2 separate regions of the Homo sapiens genome follow, and region 1 is linked to region 2. A link is an interaction called in ENCODE POLR2A ChIA-PET data of the cell type or tissue named here. Cell type or tissue: MCF 10A. All regions are shown on one strand. Each heading gives the region's core, and the rest is flanking DNA. Links, peaks and the distances in the headings are about the cores only. Region 1 overlaps PARD3 (par-3 family cell polarity regulator). Region 2 has its middle 16 kb from the start of LINC02635.

Region 1 (2,919 bases), core at 259-2,758, 220 kb before region 2:
CACTCAGCAGCCTGACGGACTCCGTGACTTTTTAATTCAACCTCATTAATTGAGCTAATGAGAGGTTACTTCCAAAAAGACTTTGGTATGCTGGTGGGACTATACAATTACAGCCTTTCTTCTGTTTGTTTCTTTGTCTGTTTGTTTGTTTTTTGAGATGGAGTCTTGCTCTGTCACCCAGACTGGAGAGCAGTGGCATAATCTGGGCTCACTGCAGCCTCCGCCTCCTGGGTTCATGCGATTCTCCTGCCTCAGCCTCCTGAGTAGCTGGGATTACAGGCACGCGCCACCACCCTGGGCTAATATTTTTGTATTTTTAGTACAGACGGTAAAATACAAAAATATTGTCTGGACATGGTGGCGCACCCTTGTAATCCCAGCTACTTGGGAGGCTGTGGTGGCAGTGGGCCAAGATTGTGACACTGCACCCCAGCCTGGGTAACAGTGAGACTCTGTCTCAAAAAAAAAAGAGATTTTTAAAGGGATGAAAATATAAATGTTAAGCAATGAGATTCTAATCTTTCTATAAGAAGCATGAGTTTGTTTTCAAAAACATATGTGCAATTTTTTCTTCTTTGAAACTATTTTTCAACATCTCCTTACGTTGTCAGTCCTCACTTAACTAGACTTCAGTGCTCTAAGGATATTCTACTGTCCAAGTTCTCCATACATGAGCCTGTGAACTCCAAAAATCTGAGACAGATCTCGGTCAATTTAGGAAGTTTATTTTGTCAAAGTTAAGGATGCACACCTGTGACACAGCCTCGGGAGGTCCTGATGACAAGTGCCCAAGGTGGTCAGAGCACAACTTGGTTTTATACATTTTAGGGAGACATGAGACATCAATCAATATATGTAAGATGAACATTGGTTCCATCTGGAAAGGCGGGATAACTCGAAGCAAAGGCGGGACAACTCGAAGCAAAGGCGGGACAACTCGAAGCAAAGGCGGGACAACTGGAAGTTGGGAAGGGGCTTCCAGGTCACAGGTAGATAAAAGATAAGAGACAAATGGTTGCATTCTTTTGAGTTTCTGATTAGCTTCTCCAAAGGAGGCAATCAGATACACATTTATCTCTGTGAGCAGAGGGGTGACTTTGAATAGAATGGGCGGCAGGTTTGCCCTGAGCAGTTCCCAGCTTGCCTTTTCCCTGCTTAGTGATTTTGGGGCCCCCAAGATTTATTTTCCTTTCACAAGCCCTATTACTCAACACTCTGAGGGTGTCACAGCAGAGTGAAAAAGAGAAGGGAAAACTTACTTGGCTCTGGCCCACTTTTCTTCTCTGCACTCTGGATGGTGGAGCCAGGCAAATGGCTTGGTCCTTGGCTGCCAGCCCTGGCTGAAGCCCTGCACACATGCCACTCCCTGCTGAGCGCACTCAGGGTGCGGCTCCACCCCAGGCATGGTGACAGAGCTCTGAAGGGAGGTGAATATCCAGTTCCCAGCGCCGAACTCCAGTTCACGTCACCCTCGGTGCCCAAACTTTACCGCTCAGCCCACCTAAGATACACTGCTCATTACCCGCCCTCTCAAGGCTCGGATCAATAAACTCCCTTGACTTCTGCCTCCTGCCAAAACTGAATGAATTCCATTACCCCACCGTCTCTCAATCTCAAGCTGGTGTCACTGTCAGCAAACCTTCACCCTCCACATAAACAAGGTGGCCCCTTCTGCCCCAAGTCATGCTTTGCAGCTGTCTGCACAGGGCTGATGGCACAGCCAACCCCCAGGGCTTCTAGGATGCTGGCAGACCTCCACGGATACTGAGCACCACCGGTACGGCGACCACCAGGGCTAGGTCTGCCTACCAACACCCTGACCGAATCAGTCACAAGCTTATCTGCCCACCCCTATAGCCACATTCTCACTTAAAATACTGCCTCCAAATGGCTTAACGGAATGCCTCTGAAAACTGAACACCAAATCGACACTGCCAAAAAACACAGTCAGCCCTGAATTCAGCCCACCTCCTCCCATTTATCCTCTCCAGGTGAAAATCATTACTGTAATTTTTTTTTTCTTTGTCTAAAACCATACCTCCCGGCACTTTGGGAGGCTGAGGCAGGTGGATCACTTGAGTCCAGGAGTCCGACACCAGCTTGGGCAACACGGCAAAAACCTGTCTCCATAAAAAATACAAAAATTAGCCTGGCACATAGTGGCACGTTCCTGTAGTCACAGCTACTCAGGAGGCTGAAGTGGGAGGATCACTTGAGCCCAGGAGGTCAAGGCTTCAGTGACCGTGATCATGCCACTGCACACCAGCCTGGGCAACAGAGGGAGAGAGAGACCATGTCTTTAAAAAAACAAACAAACAAACAAACGAACAAAAAAACAAAACAAAAAAAAAAACAAGAAAACCATACCTAGTGTTCTTCAGTTATACACTTTTCTCAAATTCATACACACACACACACAATTATAACCATTTCATACTTACAAGGGGTCCTTTCCTAAGTGACATTAATTCAGAATGTGGGGTTCCCCTTCTCTAGTACACCCTTACCATCAAACCAGCTCCATCTGGTTAAAATACAGCCCCAATTTCCCTGCTCAAAAATTTTCACTGGCTCCCAATGACTTCCTCAGTATTAGCGGATGGCCCTTCATCCAAGACCCTCCGGGACAGTCATTTCCTAGCCTTATCTTCTGCCTGCAGACCACATCACCCAGCCAAATGTTTCCTGCTCCTTAGACACAAGTCACCCTTCATGCTGTTTCAGTCACCATGCCCACACATCTGTCCTTCTATGAAGATCTAGTCAATGCCATCTCCTCCCAAAAGTCTTTCCTGGTTATGGCCAATCCATGATCATCTCACACCTTTGAACTGCAAAAGCACTTCTTACTGCTGATTAAAACTATCACTTTTTGCCTGGTATTCTAAGCATTCTTAAACGGAGATGACACCTCGAGCC
Region 2 (2,919 bases), core at 93-2,592:
CCTGGCGTGGTGGCTCGTGCCTGTAATCCGAGCACTTTGGGAGGCCGAGGCGGGCAGATTACTTAAGGTCAGGAGTTCGAGACCAGTCTGGTCGACATGGTGAAACCCCATCACTACTAAAAATACAAAAATTAGCCAGGCATGGTGGTGTGACCCTGTAATCCCAGCTACTTGGGGTACTGAGACACAAGAATTGATTGAACCTGGAAGGTGAAGGTTGCAGTGAGCCAAGATCACGCCATTGCATTCCAGCCTGAATGATGAGACTCTGTCTCAAAAAAAAAAAAAAAAAAAAAAAAAAAAAAACAATTTCTGCAGAGACAGAGTCTCACTATGTTGCTGAGGCTGGCCTTGAACACCTGGGTTGAAGTGATTCTCCTGTTTTAGCCTCCAAAATTGCTGGGATTATAGGCCTGAGCCACTGTGCCCAGCCCAGTGTAACTTTTTATAGTTATAGTTCCTTCCTGAAAATGTTGGTTTCCAGCTCCATGACATAATAGGCATAGTGAGTTTACAGTTTGTAACTAGTAGTTGCACTATCAGGAGTAGCTGTGAGTCTGTCCCTACTGTCTGCTGATACTGATTCTCATTATTTGGTCTTGTTTCCTCAAGCAGTAAATTGGATCTGATTTTGTGTTGGTCATTACAGTTTTTTTTTGTTTGTTTGTTTGTTTTTTTTTGAGACAGAGCTTTGCTCTGTAGCCCAGGCTGGAGTGTAGTGGCGTGATCTCGGCTCACTGAAACCTCCATCTCCCGGGTCCCAGCTCAAGCGATTCTCCTGCCTCAGCCTCCTGAGTAGCTGGGATTACAGGCACGTACCACCATGCCCAGCGAATTTTTGTATTTTAGTAGAAACAGGGTTTTACAATGTTGGCCAGGCTGGTCTCCAACTCCTGGCCTCAAGTGATCCACCCACCTCAGCCTCGCAAAGTGCTGGGATTACAGGCATGAGCCACCACACCTGGCTAATTCTCTATTTAATCCTATCTAGACAGCGAGTTACTTGAGGGCAAGTAACTCTTTGTATCCGTGGTGTCTATCATGGTGCCTTGCACCTAGGAGACATCCAATAACTGCTATGTGAATGAAGGAATGGTTAAGAAAGGATTTATTCTGATTTCTTAAATTTTGACATTTCCTCCAAAAAGGTGATCTTATCTTTGGGAGCAAGAGTTCAATCTGTTTTTCAAGGACTGAATCTTAAGGATTGAACCTACAGAGCCTGCTCAGGCTTGCCGTAGATGCTTTTCTTCTGCTTTCTCATAGAGCTAATCTCTGCTTCACAGAGAGCTTTTCTTTCCAGGTATTCATGTTTCAACAAGTCAGGAAGCAAATGATTTGACGTTAATTTGGTGTCAAAAAGAAGTCAGCCCAGGATCCCAAAAATAGGTTTTAAAAAATCAATGCATGGAGATCAATTTACTTTAAAATACTGTAACTTTCTTTAAGATACTTTGGCAAGGATAATGTGATGTATGTAGGCATGCCTGCATATGTGTGTGTGTGTATGTTCATTTAAGATACACTTCAGGGAAGTCAATGTCTTTAATCAGGAACTTGCTCTTCAAGAGTGGTCAGCTAACATTTCACCTTAAGGCTGCACAGCAGAGTCAGCTACCACAAAGGCTTCACTGTACATACGTTGATCAATAGGAGTGGGGTTTTAGCAGCAAAATGAATGTCATAAATCGGTTTCATTTGTAAAATTAGTGGCTTGCTAAACAGTATGATGAATGTCAGAAATGGGCTCCTTTCCTACAAAGAAAACACCAAGCCCAGTTAGTTTCACAGGCAAGTCAACTTTTTTGAAAAATGTCATTCTAATTTTATAGATTTTCCTAGAGAGTAGAGAAAAAAAGATTACTTCCCAACTCATTTCATGAGGCCCATATAAATTCCATTAAAATAATTAGTATCCTTTAAAATCAGGAAGAAGACCAAGATCACCATGTCTATTCCATATATTTCGGCCAATACAAGGAAAACAAATTCAAGTCAAAGGCCTGAAAGGGAGGAAATAAAACTGTAATTATTTTGTGATTGTATGAATCCTCTCCTAGAAGACTGAATATATAAAGGAGAGAGTTTAGCAAGATGATAAACAGAAGATCCACATATAATATGCGACAATGCATTCTATTCACCAGCAACAGTATTACTTCTTTACTATTTATTTCATTTATTTTACACTGGCATTTCCTCTCTTTAATGTTGTTTTTTGTTTTTTTGTTTTTTTGCTGATGTGATCACATCCTCCTTTATTTTACCTTTCCTACTTGTTATTTTGGTGAGTGGCCAGCAAGTTGCTTTCCAGCTGGAAAGATGGATGGTGAGGGACCACTTAGTGATGCTGAGGAACTGACCCTGACTCCCGCTCTCACTCCAAAGATGTGGCCTTCCTGGCTCTAAAATTGACTCAAGAAATGCAGACCCCCAAAATTAGATTTTAAATGTTCTCACCACAAAGATCTGGGCATGGTGGCTCATGCCTGTAATCCCAGCACTTTGGGAGGCCAAGGCAGGCAGATCACTTGAGGTCAGGAGTTCAAGACCAGCCTGGGTAATATAATGAAACCCTGTCTCTACTAAAAATACAAAAATTAGCCGGGTGTGGTGGCACATGCCTGTAATCCCAGCTACTCGGGAAGCTGAGGTGGAAGGATCGCTTGAACCTGGGAGGCAGAGGTTGCAGTGAGTCTACATAGCGCCACTGCACTCCAGCCTGGGCGGAGAGCGAGATCTGTCTCAGAAAAAAAAACGTTCTCACCACAAAGGAATGACAGTATGTGAGGTGATAGATATGTTCATTAGCTTGATTTAATCAGTCCACATCATCAACATGTATCAAATCACATTGTACTCCACGAATACATACAATTATTACTTGTCAATTAAAATTAAAATTAGGGGCCCAGCATG

What was found. ChIA-PET counts read pairs that join two places held together with the same protein. Peaks named below come from ENCODE experiments on the same cell type or tissue, not always from the same donor. Only the 100,000 strongest peaks of a DNase experiment are listed, where the experiment ranks them.
Region 1: POLR2A ChIA-PET joins it to region 2 with 5 read pairs; 2 of 35 experiments call an interaction of 5 or more read pairs at or near these places.

The regions. Positions count from the first base shown.
Region 1 is chr10:34,767,463-34,770,381 of GRCh38, forward strand. All of the region lies in intron 1 of PARD3 (par-3 family cell polarity regulator), which reads right to left. Among named protein-coding and RNA genes, the nearest start is that of PARD3, 46 kb to the right of the region's middle. In MCF 10A, for the core only: no CTCF peak of the experiment used is centred there; a DNase peak (open chromatin) is centred at 1,269.
Region 2 is chr10:34,987,630-34,990,548 of GRCh38, forward strand. No RefSeq gene overlaps it. Among named protein-coding and RNA genes, the nearest start is that of LINC02635, 16 kb to the left of the region's middle. In MCF 10A, for the core only: no CTCF peak of the experiment used is centred there; no DNase peak of the experiment used is centred there.